Linked DNA regions of Homo sapiens: all the other regions are linked to region 1. A link is a contact called in ENCODE Hi-C or POLR2A ChIA-PET data. All regions are on one chromosome and are shown on one strand. Each heading gives the region's core, a stretch centred on a gene start or an enhancer-like site at or near the end of the contact. The rest is flanking DNA. Distances are from core to core; before and after follow the strand shown. Region 1 holds the start of RPS15A (ribosomal protein S15a). Region 2 holds the start of DCTN5 (dynactin subunit 5). Region 3 holds the start of EARS2 (glutamyl-tRNA synthetase 2, mitochondrial). Region 4 overlaps SDR42E2 (short chain dehydrogenase/reductase family 42E, member 2).

Region 1 (2,694 bases), core at 131-2,630:
TTTGTTTTGTGTAAAAGGGGAAAAAATAAAAAAAGCTGGAATCTTCATGTCTCACTTTCTTTATAACTTAGCCAATATAATATTTATGATTGGATTTATGAATCTGATTAATGAAGTACCCTGTGTGGTCCTTAGATGTCTATAAGGTACCCTACCTGTAATCCCACCACTTTGGGAGACCTGGGCAGGAGGTTCACTGGAGTCCATGAGTTTGAGGTTGCATTGAGCTGAGTGTACCCCTGCACTCTAGCCTGGGCAACAGAGCAGGACCCTGTCTAGGAAAAATTTTAAAAAAGAACAAAAATAAAAGGTTTAAGTTTTATTTAGCAAATATCCAGGTACCATGCTAGAGGGAAGAGGAAATGCAACGAATGAGCAGGGGCATTGACGTGTGAGAGAGGACGAAGCTGGAAGAACCGGCAGGGACAGAACTGGCTAAATGGTGCCTGTGTGGGCACCTCGTACCCCAGGGCCTTGCTAGCGTCTGGTACATGGGTGCTCAGTAAACAACTGTTGGGTGACTTTTGTCTGAACTTAACTTTTTAATTAAAAAAAAATTTTTAGCCGGGTGTGGTGGCTCACGCCTGTAATCCCAACACTTTGGGAGGCCGAGGTGGGCAGATCACTTGATGTCAGGGGTTTGAGACGAGCCTGGCCAACATGGTGAAACCCCGTCTCTACTAAAAATACAAAAATTAGCCGGGTGTGATGGCGGGCGCCTGTAATCCCAGGTACTCTGGAGGCTGGGGCAGGAGAACCGCTTGAACCCGGGAGGCGGAGGCTGCAGTGCGCCAAGATCGCGCCACTGGACTCCAGCCTGGGCGACAGAGCGAGACTCCTTATCAAAAGTAAACTAAAATAAAAATTAAGGCCCGCGCGGTGGCTCCCGCCTGTAATCCCAGCACTTTCGGAGGCCGAGGCGGGCGGATCGCAAGGTCAGGAGATCAAGAACATCTTCGCCAACTTGGGGAAACCTCGTCTCTACTAAAAATACAAAAATTAGCCGGGCGTGGTGGCGCATCTCTGTAGTTCCAGCTACTCAGGAGGCTGAGGCAGGAGAATCACTTGAACCCGGGAGGCGCAGGTTGCAGTGAGCCGAGATCACGCCACTGCACTCCAGTCTGGGCTACAAGAGCGAAACTGTCTCAAAAAAAAAAAAAAAATGTAGACGAACCTCCAACGAACGGCTCACCTTGCCTCTCCCAGGCCCCACCGGGGGAGGTCGATTCCATCGACTCTCAACTGCCAACCCCTGAGGAGGCTCCGCCTTTCCCTCACCCTCGTCCTTCTCCTAGGCGGTCCTTGTTTTTGCCGGGCCTTTGAAAGTCTCGCGATAGCTCTCCCGCTTCCCATAACTCCGTGCGCTCTCCCCTCCCGTCCTCTTTCCGCCATCTTTCCGCGCCGGTGAGTAGCACTCTCTGAGAGCTCCAATTTCATCCGTCTGCCATCGGCGCCATCCTGCAATCTAAGGTTCGGTCTCGGTGTCCTGCGAGGAGGCTGGTCCCCACCTTGGCCGAGGATCCTGGCCTTGCCGGTTCCTGGACAGGCATAGAGGAGAGCCATGGCTGGGCGCCCCAGACTGTGCACTCAGGGGATCCCGGTCCGTGGGGTGCAGGCCGCAGCGCGGGCGGGAGCCGGAGCCTTCGACTGCCCAGCTAGGCGGTAGCTCCGGTTCGGGCCGCAGCGTCTGGATCTCCCTTTAGTGCTGAGGCAGCGCCTTGGCCCCGGGCGGCGGGCAACATCGGGGCTGGTGGGCCGTGCAGCTTCTCACTGCTGCGGCCGCGCTGGGAGCTTGGGAGGCTGAGGCCACCCAGCAGGTAAAAGCTGCATCGTGCCGGGGTTGGCAGTTTGCTGGGTGCCAACTTGGATCTTCTGGGCCGCAGAGTTTTTCTTTAGACACTTTTGAACTTAAGGAATTTAAGTTCTACTCTTTACTATTGGCACTTTGGTCTTTCAAAACTTCAGTGTAGTGTGCGGTTCTTGCCCATTAGAAGAGAGTCCAGTCTGACAAGCATGTAAAATGTTTCTGTTTGCCACTGTGGCTCTTGCTGTTGGACGCAATTTTAAATGGCACGAAGATGGATGTTTAATAGTTAGATGTGTTCATTGTAGGTGAGAGTGAACTGATTTAAAGTACAATGTTAATAGTATGGAATCTGCTGATTTTCAGCAATTTGGAAAATGTTGCCGATGATACTCTGCTTCTGTTCTGAATCACTGATCGACTATACCCGATGTTTTCCTTCCGGTAGCTGGCAGTTTCTGCCAGTTCTCACGTTGTCTTGTGTCAAGTGGATTTTGTCCCACATTTTATTATCTCCAGACGTTGGTGTGTGGCACGATTCGAAGAAGAGTGGTTAGTGAATGAATGAGTTTCAAAATGTGCAGGCTGACGTCCCGATAACCTGTTTTCAACAACCGTAGTAAATAGGAATTTTCCTGGGTGGTGGGAAATGGAGAAGCAGCCTGCTTAGACTTGAGAAAACTTCGCCAAGGTGGGGCCAGAAAGGAAAGGATACTTCCGCAGTGTAATGGTTGGTGTCTGTTGATGTTGGCAATGCCAGTAAAACCTCCTGTTTTGTCTTCCTTGAACAGCCACAATGGTGCGCATGAATGTCCTGGCAGATGCTCTCAAGAGTATCAACAATGCCGAAAAGAGAGGCAAACGCCAGGTGCTTATTAGGCCGTGCTCCA
Region 2 (2,694 bases), core at 195-2,694, 4.9 Mb before region 1:
TTCTGGACTACAGGTTTCCATCAAGAAAGCTCCCATTTGAGAGAAAAAAACATAAAGTGGGGTGCTGTCCACAATGGAGTGAGTCCAGGATATCAAAAAAGCAATGATGGATTAGGAAACTATGGCTGAGTATGGTGGCTCATGCCTGTAATCTCAGCACTTTGAGAGGCTGAGGCAGACGGATCCCTTGAGGACAGGAGCTCAAGACCAGCCTAGGCAACATAGTGAGACCCCTTCTCAACAAAAAAAAAATTTTTTAATTAGCCGGGCATGGTGGCGCGTGTCTGTAGTCCCAGCTCCTCAGAAGGCTGAGGCTAGAGGATCGCTTGAGCCTGGAAGGCCGAGGCTGCAATGAGCTGTGATTGTGCCACTGCACTCCAGCCTGGGCAACAGAGTGAGAACCTGTCTCAAAAAATAAAAACACAAAGGAAACTAGGGACTCAAGGAATAAACTCATAATTTGAATGTCTATAGCTTGGTGGCATCAGACAGACGCGGATTCAAATCCCACTTCCACGCGTGGGCTTTACGGCCTTAAAACGAGGATAATGACTATGAGTATCAGAGTTGTGAGAAAGCAAAGAAAACCAAAATAACGATAGTAACGTTAATTGACCACTTGCCCTGTTTCCAAGATTTTACAAACATATCATGTACTGATCATAAAGAACCAAATCGGCAGGGTGCGGTGGCTCACGCCTGTAATGCCAGCACTTTGGGAGGCCGAGGCGGGTCGATCACCTGAGGTCAAGAGTTAGGGACCTGCCTGGCCAACACGGTGAAACCCCGTCTCTACCAAAAAATACAAAAATTAGCCGGGCGTGGTGGCGGGCGCCTGTAATCCCAGCTACTCGAGACGCTGAGGCAGGAGAATCGCTTGAACCCGGGAGGCGGAGGTTGCAGTGAGCAGAGATCGCGCCGCGGCCCTCAGGACTGGGCGACAGAGTCTCCGCCCCCCAACCCCCTTCCTCAAAAAAAAAGAACCGAATCGTTTTTAGCGCAAGTTAACAGATACAAAAGGCAGTGTAAAAGGGCCCGAAGTCCGAGCTGTAATTCGTATGAACAGGATGGGACTTGTCCTATCCTCCCGAAGGCACTTTACCCCTATGAGAAAATCAGGAATAAATACAAAAGGCCTCAACTGGCCAAGCGCGGAGTAAACAGCAAAGCCAGACGGTACACGGGGCATCGCTAGATAATCCGGGACTAATGGCCAAAGGGACAGGGGTTGGTGGGGTAGGGGCAGGTTGGGAACGCCGACCAGGCCTCAAAGGGACGCAGGGTTGGAAAGAGGAGGATACATATCTGGACCCGCGCACCGTCTCGATGTACTCAGACTTGTTGTAGAGCAGCTCGCCCAACTCCATGGCCGCCGCCTCCTTCCCTCAGCCCCGGATCCTGTCAGAGTCAGTCGGTCAGTCTTTCAGAGATTCCGGCTACTTCCGGCCGCTCCTCCACTTCCGCTCCAGGTGGCCCACTGGGACTCATCGACAGCGCGGCTCTCCTTTAGGCGGCCTCGCTCCACTGCTCGGCCGTCTACGGCTGCGCGTGCGCAGGCCGAATGGTGGATTTAATTGGCCGGAGTTTAGGGCGCGCTTGGCCCGCGTGGGTCAGCTGATCGCGCACTGAGGGTGCGATCCCGGGCTCCCCATTCCTTCCTGGGGCGCCTCCCCGGCCCAGGGCCAACTGGGTCCCGGTGTCGGCAGGCCTGGGGTCGGCGACGGCTGCTCTTTTCGTTCTGTCGCCTGCCCGATGGACGAGCCTCCCGGGAAGCCCCTCAGCTGTGAGGAGAAGGAAAAGGTGCCGGGGGTGCGGGAAGGGCGGACGCAGGACTCTGACCCCGCTTTCCCAGGGTTTTAGGCCTGGCTTTGTGTCCTCGGCAGTCCGAGGGCAGCAGTATCATCTGACCACCCCCTCCTCTTAGGGCTGAGGGGGCACAGAAAATGAAAATGTGGAAATAGCGTGGTGCTCACGTGGTGGCGTTTAAAGAACAAATTTCATTACAGTAGCAGCGCATTAATACAATGTGTAACAGTTTGTAGATAAAGCTGTATCGACACCCTTGCTCCTCCCCCCTCCCACACCCTCAATCTTTACTTCTCCCCCCGGACGGCCTCAAGTAAATCTTTTAAGTCTGGTACTTCCAGGTCCTTTCGTGTGTTAATGTGGGTGGTGGAGGAGGGGCGTATCCCTAACCACCAAAAAGGAATCCTATGTATATTTTTTGGAGAAGGGAATGTTCATAAATGGTATGATCTGAATGGTTCTGCAGGTTCCGTTTAGCTTTCCTGTCAGGACATGTTTATCTACCTTGCTTTCTTTTTTAAGTTCTAGACAGTATGTTGTAGTTTGGAAGTGCCCTCGTTTTGTTTCTTTTTTCTTCCTTTTCTGTTTTTCTTCTTTTTTGAGACAGAGTCTCACTCTGCCACCCATGCTGGGGTGCAGTGGCGCGATCTCGGCTCACTGCAACCTCCGCTTCCTGGGATCAAGCGACTCTCCTGCCTCAGCCTCCCGAGTAGCTGGGATTACACGAACCCGCCACTGCACCTGGCCTTGGAAGTGCCCTTGCTTCTTTAGACTGTACTTTACTGATAGACTTTTAGGATGTTTCCAGCTTGTGCTGATGTTATTCTTATCCTGGCTTACCTTCTGGTGGAGGTGAGAAAGATCATTTATAAGTAAACAAGATAATCC
Region 3 (2,694 bases), core at 77-2,576, 4.8 Mb before region 1:
TAAACTTCACTTAGAAGAATTACCTAAGATATTTGCTAAAAATAAATTCCTGGCTACATCCCAGACCCACTGAATCAGAATCTCCTGGGAAAGGGCCCAGAAGCTGTAAAACAAGCGCCTTAGGTGATTTTTTAATTAGAGATGTTAGAGCAACATCAATGAGAAACTGGGGCCTAAACGTCAGACTTCGGCTTTAATCCCAGCTCTGCAACTTACTAGCTCTATAAACTTGAGTCTCTTTCCCCAGCTGAGTAATGGGCATCCAAGTATCCTTCAGAAGACTGCTGTAAGGATGGGGGGACCTGATGCAAGGAAAGCCACCAGGTGCCTAGTAGGGTGCAAGGGCCATCAGGAGGCGGGGTGGGGAAGACTGGCTGTCAGCGCCACAGGAATTACCTGTAATCGAGTGGATCTTCTGTTTCAGCTCGGAGCCTGTGCTGTCCAGGGGGAACTTCACGTCATGCTTGGTCTTATTCCAGATGATCTTCAAGTCCACCAGCTCCCTGCCCGCGCCGCCGCCCGCGTCTTCGCCGTTGCTGACCGAGGCCTGGGCTGCGGGGTCCCCAGGGGGCTGGGCCGGGGCCGGCTGCAGGCTGCCTCGTGCGGCGCCGGAGTCCTCGGCCGCCGCCCCCGCCGCGGCTTCAGCCTCCAGGCAGTTGACGGGCCGCGCGGGAGCCTCAGTAGCCACAGTCTCGGCCTCCGTGTCCATGCCAGGTTCCTCCATGCCTGCAAGGGGGTTAGGGGGTGGGCGCTCGCCGCGGGCTGGGCTTGGGAACGGACGCTGTCCGGGCGCCGCCGGACCTCCGTTCCCGAGCCGCGGTTCTCCCTCCCGGGCCGGGCCGCATCCCCCAGAGGAGCGACCGCAACCTCAGCCCCGGCCCGGCGCCCGCCACCCCCGCCGCACTCACCATCCGGGGCCCCGGCCGCCGCCATGATGATTGTGTACAACACCCACCGCTCCCGCAGAGGCCGCTGGGAAGAGGCGAGCTGGCTGAGATTGGCCCCCGCAGCAGCCCCTAATCTCTCACAGCCCGGCCGGAAACAGGTGGAGGTTTCTATGGAGACCCGCCTCCTCCGCTCCCAGGTCCGGCCCCTGCCACGCTTTCGCTTTCCCAAGCTGAAGGGGGCGGGTCCGGGAAATAGCCCTTTCTCTGGCCTCTGCCCCCTGGTGGCGAGTGCGGCCGCAGCCGTCCAGGGGGGCGTGGGATTTCGCGCTAGGGGGCCTGTGACTTTAAGGGGCAAGGCTGCGCTGGCTGTGGCGGAGGCCGATTGGCTGGAAGCAGTCCCCGGAAGTGACGCAGGGAGAAGCCCACGTGTGCTATTCCATCCCACATGGCGGCGCTCCTGAGGAGACTGCTGCAGCGCGAGAGGCCTTCGGCGGCCTCTGGCCGCCCCGTAGGACGGCGCGAGGCCAACCTGGGCACTGATGCCGGGGTTGCGGTGCGAGTGCGGTTCGCTCCCAGCCCCACAGGTAACCCTGGCGGACGTGACGCTACAGGCCGAGGCCCCCTGTCCCGTCTCCGCCCCACGAATGTTCCCGAATGAATCCTTTCCGGTGGTGTCAGAGTGGGCGGGCGGAGGAGGGTTAAGGCAGCGCGAGCCCATTTTACAGAGGCGGAAACTGAGGTGCAGGAGCGGAAATAATTCAAATTGCCAGGAGTTTCTTGTGTTTTTTGTGCCATCCCATCTCTTTCGATCTTTTTTTCATGCATTCCATACATGTGCATTGATGACAACCTGTGTAACAGGTGTTGTAGACGCTGGGATACAGTGATCATTGAGAAAGGTAGGGGCCTTGCTCTGTGGAAGTCTGCATTCTAGTGGCTGCCGCAGACACTTATAAAAAATAAGTGTAATTTTAGAGTCACATGTGCCATGCGGGAAGTGAAACAGGATAGGAGACTGGGGATTAAGAAGGACGCTCCAGAAGGCTTTACTGAGCAGGTAACATTTGAGCTGAGATCCAAATGACAAGAAGGAGCACGCTATGTGAAGCCTATAGAAGGAACCTTCTGGAGGCCAGGCGCGGTGGCTCACGCTTGTAATCCCAGCACTTTGGGAGGCAGAGGTGGGTGCATCACTTGAGGTCAAGTGGATCACTTGAGAGCCGTCTGACCAACATGGTGAAGCCCTGTCTCTACTAAAAATACAAAATTATCTGGGCATGGTGGCGCATGCCTGTAATCCCAGCTACTTGGGAGGCTGAGGCAGGAGAATCGCTTGAACGCAGGAGGTGGAGATTGCGGTGAGCCAAGATCGCGCCATTGCACTCCAGCCTGGGCAACAAGAGCGAAACTGTGTCTCAAAAACAAAAAAGAAGGAACCTTCTGGGTAGAGGAAATCGCAGGTACCAAGGCACTGTGCTAGTGCTGTTGGGAGCTTAGCAAGCTAGAGGGTGACAGAGGCCCATTGTATAGCCTGTTGGAGATCTCGTCAGGGCCTTTTGGTTCCCACCAGTAAGGCTACCTTCTACGTTCTCTACACGGAGTATGCCTCTCATCCCAAATCCCAGGATGAACATACAAAGATCTTTGTAGTAAAATCCCAGCTATACATGACAGGATCTTTCTGGCAGGCAGTATAGCCTAGAGCAGTGCCTTTCAAACCATCTGTTGTGGAAGTGCTGGTTTTAAATTTCCAATCAATTGTGTATCAATATTTGCACAAAATTAATATAATGACCAGAAAAATAAA
Region 4 (2,694 bases), core at 55-2,554, 3.4 Mb before region 1:
TCAAAAGATCTAGAAAATAACGTGAGCAGTGTGAGATTGTTTTTCCTGCTCGAAGAACAGATTTCCCAGGATTAGCAGGGAGAAGAAAGAGAGGAAGGAAGTGAGTTTGGATGTAAACATGTTATCGAGAGGAAAGGAAGCCCCAGGACCGCCAGCTTCAAATGGTCCGAGGTTTGCGGCTCTGAGAGAACGAGACCAGAGTTCAACCGCAAGCCTTGGCATGGCCAGAGTGTAGAAGAGTAGAAGTTACCACGTGTTGTGTTTAGGCCAGTGGCGGCTTAGGCGGTGCTCCTCCAAATTCCCCCAGCTGTAGAGCAGAAACCCCCACCCTCCTCTGCTCTTTGGAATGAGACAAAGCCCCAGTTTTCGTCATCTATAAAAGGAGAGTAATAAACCCTATTTAAGAGTAGCTGTAAGAATTAAATAAGATCACATAGATGAAAGCTCTTTTACACTGTCAAGCATTAAACAGACATAGGATTATTATTCTTTCAAAAATTATATACACACATAAAATTCAGCCTAGCAGAGAGGAGCATACATTTTTTTTTAGCTCCTTCCCAAACTGCTCACCTTGTTCAGCAGAGTGGGACACACACTGCGGTGGCCATGTTGGTTCTGATGAGCCCTTTCGATCCCATCCACCTCAGGCTTGTGGTGCTTTTCTTCTCTGCCAGTCCCACGTGTGCATATTATGATCTATACATGGTTGTATTTACACACTGATGTCTTGGTACTTACAACTGATAACTGATACCAAGATGATAGGAGGCGAAGTTTCTGTGGAGAGCAGGGCTAGATAAAGAAGTTTCGTGACCTTAAACTTTAAAGATTATGGTGATTACCACTACCTCTAATTAATAAATAGAAACAGTACTAAATCATAAAATATAACCAACTAAACTCTATTTTTCCCATTATAGCTTTATTGGTACTTCATCGAGACATCCAATTATTTTAAGAGTTTTTTTTTTTAAATTTTTCATGCTCTTTCTGGTACTAAAACCTGTGCTTACTATGCTGTCATCCTCAGACAGGAACCCAAAAAGGCCAAGTCGGGCTCGGCAGAAGCTTGAGTCTCGGTTTTTCCCCAAACCCTGGCTGTCAACACACAGATCTGTGTGAATGAGAAGCCCAGAACATTGGGTCGGGGTGGATCGAATGCAATGTTACCAGACAGAGCAGCAGCCGACGGCGCAAACTCATACCAACGTCACCCGAGCCTGCGTTAGCCCATAGCGACGCGGCAGCCTGGTTCCGGGGAGAACCTACCCGGGAGGCGGAGCTGGAAAGGGGTGAAGCCAGAGAGGGAGGGGGCGGGGCCAGGACTCAATTACACGCGAGAAGGGCGGGACCGGGTCCAGAGGCAGGAGCAAGGACAGACCCAAAAGGAGAAGCCAAAGGGTGGGCTCAAGCGCGCGGGGAGGACCAGAAAGGGGGCGAAACCAGAATGAGGGAGAATCTGGGGGTGGGCCGGGACTGGGCAGGGACTAGGAGAAGGTCCAGAAGGCGGAGGAAGCTGTGAGCCTTGGCCCATATCAGAAACCGGACAGGCCGGAGGGAGGAAAAAAGGGGCAGGGCCAGGGCCTGGAGGGAGGGTCATGGACGTAGGAAAGATTCAGGGGGCGGGACAGAGGCGTGACCAGGACTCAGAAGGCGTGCCCAAACATGGAAGGGCGGGAAGGGGCGTGGCTATGACATGAAGGCGGGGTTAGGCCTGGAGAGCGGCTCAGGACTAGGCTCTGAAGTCAGGGGGCGGGGAAGAGGCGTGCCCAAGCCGTGAAGCAGGGGCGGGGTTATAAAACGGGGGCGGGGCTAGGTCTGGAGGTCTGCTCAGGGGCTAGGCCAGGAAATCAGTGAGCGGGGAAGAAGGCGTGCCCAATTTGAAGGGCGGGTCAAGGGCGTGGTCAAAACATGGAAAGAGACTCGGGGCTACGCGTCTGGGCCGACCAGGGACGTGGCCAGGATTCAGGGGGCGGAGCAGGAGCGTGCCCACTTCGGAGGGCGGGGCGGGACAGGACAGGGGCGGGGCCAAAACACAGGAAGGGCGCAAGGCAAGGTCTGGGAGTAGATAGGGGCGTGGCCAGAAGTCGGCGGTCCGGGCTAGGTCTGGAGAGCGGCTCGGGGGCGTGACCAGGATTCAAGGGGCGGAGCGGAGGCGCGCTCAAACCCAGAAGGCGGGGCAGGGGCTGGTACAAGCCCAGGGAGCCGGGCGTGGGCGAGGGTGCAGCGGGGCCGACCCTAGCGGGCGGCGGACGGCGGACGGTCACAGGCGCTCCACGGCGGCGTGCAGAGGCTGCAGGCCTAGGAAGTGCAGGGCCAGGGCGAGCAAGCCGAGGAACAGCAGCAGCCTGAGCAGCAGGCGCAGGAGGGTCCGCGCCGTGGAGCCGCGGGGCCGCCGGGTCGTGGACTGCACGTATAGCTCCACGGCGTCGGCGAACCTAAACTTATCCGGCGCGTAGCCGAGCTGGGCGCGGGCCTTGGCTATCTGGAAGGTGTGCGTCACGGCCACGCTGCGCACCTGCGGGGACAGGCGGGGCATCCGAGGGCGGGCCTCGTGGGAGGAGGACATCCTCTACTTCGTTGTTTACGGAAAGGGAAAAGAGAGGGCAGGGATTTCCCCTCCATTACATAGTGATTTAAAAGGACCCGAGTGCAGCGTCTTGCTCCTGCGATGCCCTCATTAGAGAGGTC

Evidence for each region. Hi-C counts contacts between places; a loop is a spot of excess contacts on that map. ChIA-PET counts read pairs that join two places held with the same protein, here RNA polymerase II (POLR2A). Pooled maps may share reads with other maps.
Region 2: a loop to region 1 is called in a pooled map, with 34 times the contacts of the local background. The contact joins the promoter of DCTN5 here to the promoter of RPS15A in region 1. A Hi-C loop is called at or near these places in 8 of 50 pooled maps. POLR2A ChIA-PET finds 5 or more read pairs at or near these places in 3 of 52 experiments (BJ, PC-9 and activated B cell).
Region 3: a pooled map shows a loop between it and region 1 (24-fold over the local background). The contact joins the promoter of EARS2 here to the promoter of RPS15A in region 1. A Hi-C loop is called at or near these places in 1 of 168 maps with a recorded cell type or tissue (CD4-positive, alpha-beta T cell) and 9 of 50 pooled maps. POLR2A ChIA-PET finds 5 or more read pairs at or near these places in 1 of 52 experiments (Caco-2).
Region 4: a loop to region 1 is called in a pooled map, with 9 times the contacts of the local background. The contact joins the enhancer-like site here to the promoter of RPS15A in region 1. A Hi-C loop is called at or near these places in 4 of 50 pooled maps. POLR2A ChIA-PET finds 5 or more read pairs at or near these places in 2 of 52 experiments (CD4-positive, alpha-beta memory T cell and MCF 10A).

What each region holds. Positions count from the first base shown.
Region 1 is chr16:18,789,020-18,791,713 of GRCh38, reverse strand. It overlaps RPS15A (ribosomal protein S15a), which reads left to right and starts at 1,380. Exons shown (of 5, transcript NM_001019.5): 1 at 1,380-1,470; 2 at 2,596-2,694. The coding sequence starts at 2,601. ARL6IP1 (ARL6 interacting reticulophagy regulator 1) reads left to right here. Exons shown (of 6, transcript NM_015161.3): 6 at 1-45. RefSeq lists enhancers at 1,143-1,772, 1,710-2,427.
Region 2 is chr16:23,640,216-23,642,909 of GRCh38, reverse strand. DCTN5 (dynactin subunit 5) reads right to left here and starts at 1,444. Exons shown (of 6, transcript NM_032486.4): 1 at 1,320-1,444. The coding sequence starts at 1,367. PALB2 (partner and localizer of BRCA2) reads left to right here and starts at 1,600. Exons shown (of 13, transcript NM_024675.4): 1 at 1,600-1,800. The coding sequence starts at 1,753. RefSeq lists an enhancer at 382-1,171 and a silencer at 2,299-2,533.
Region 3 is chr16:23,555,982-23,558,675 of GRCh38, reverse strand. EARS2 (glutamyl-tRNA synthetase 2, mitochondrial) reads left to right here and starts at 1,326. Exons shown (of 9, transcript NM_001083614.2): 1 at 1,326-1,471. The coding sequence starts at 1,333. It overlaps UBFD1 (ubiquitin family domain containing 1), which reads right to left and starts at 949. Exons shown (of 7, transcript NM_019116.3): 1 at 909-949; 2 at 397-726. The coding sequence starts at 933. RefSeq lists silencers at 527-706, 807-896 and enhancers at 64-707, 967-1,166, 708-1,352, 1,357-1,636, 1,997-2,641.
Region 4 is chr16:22,189,966-22,192,659 of GRCh38, reverse strand. SDR42E2 (short chain dehydrogenase/reductase family 42E, member 2) reads right to left here. Exons shown (of 13, transcript NM_001394319.2): 13 at 909-2,521. The coding sequence ends at 2,267. Among named protein-coding and RNA genes, the nearest start is that of TRL-TAG3-1, 4.5 kb to the left of the region's middle. RefSeq lists enhancers at 954-1,013, 1,514-1,593, 1,849-2,348 and silencers at 2,054-2,153, 2,294-2,343, 2,434-2,523. Within about 2 kb of position 1,304, at least 41 of the 41 ENCODE cell types and tissues checked have a DNase peak (open chromatin) inside an H3K27ac peak, as active enhancers do.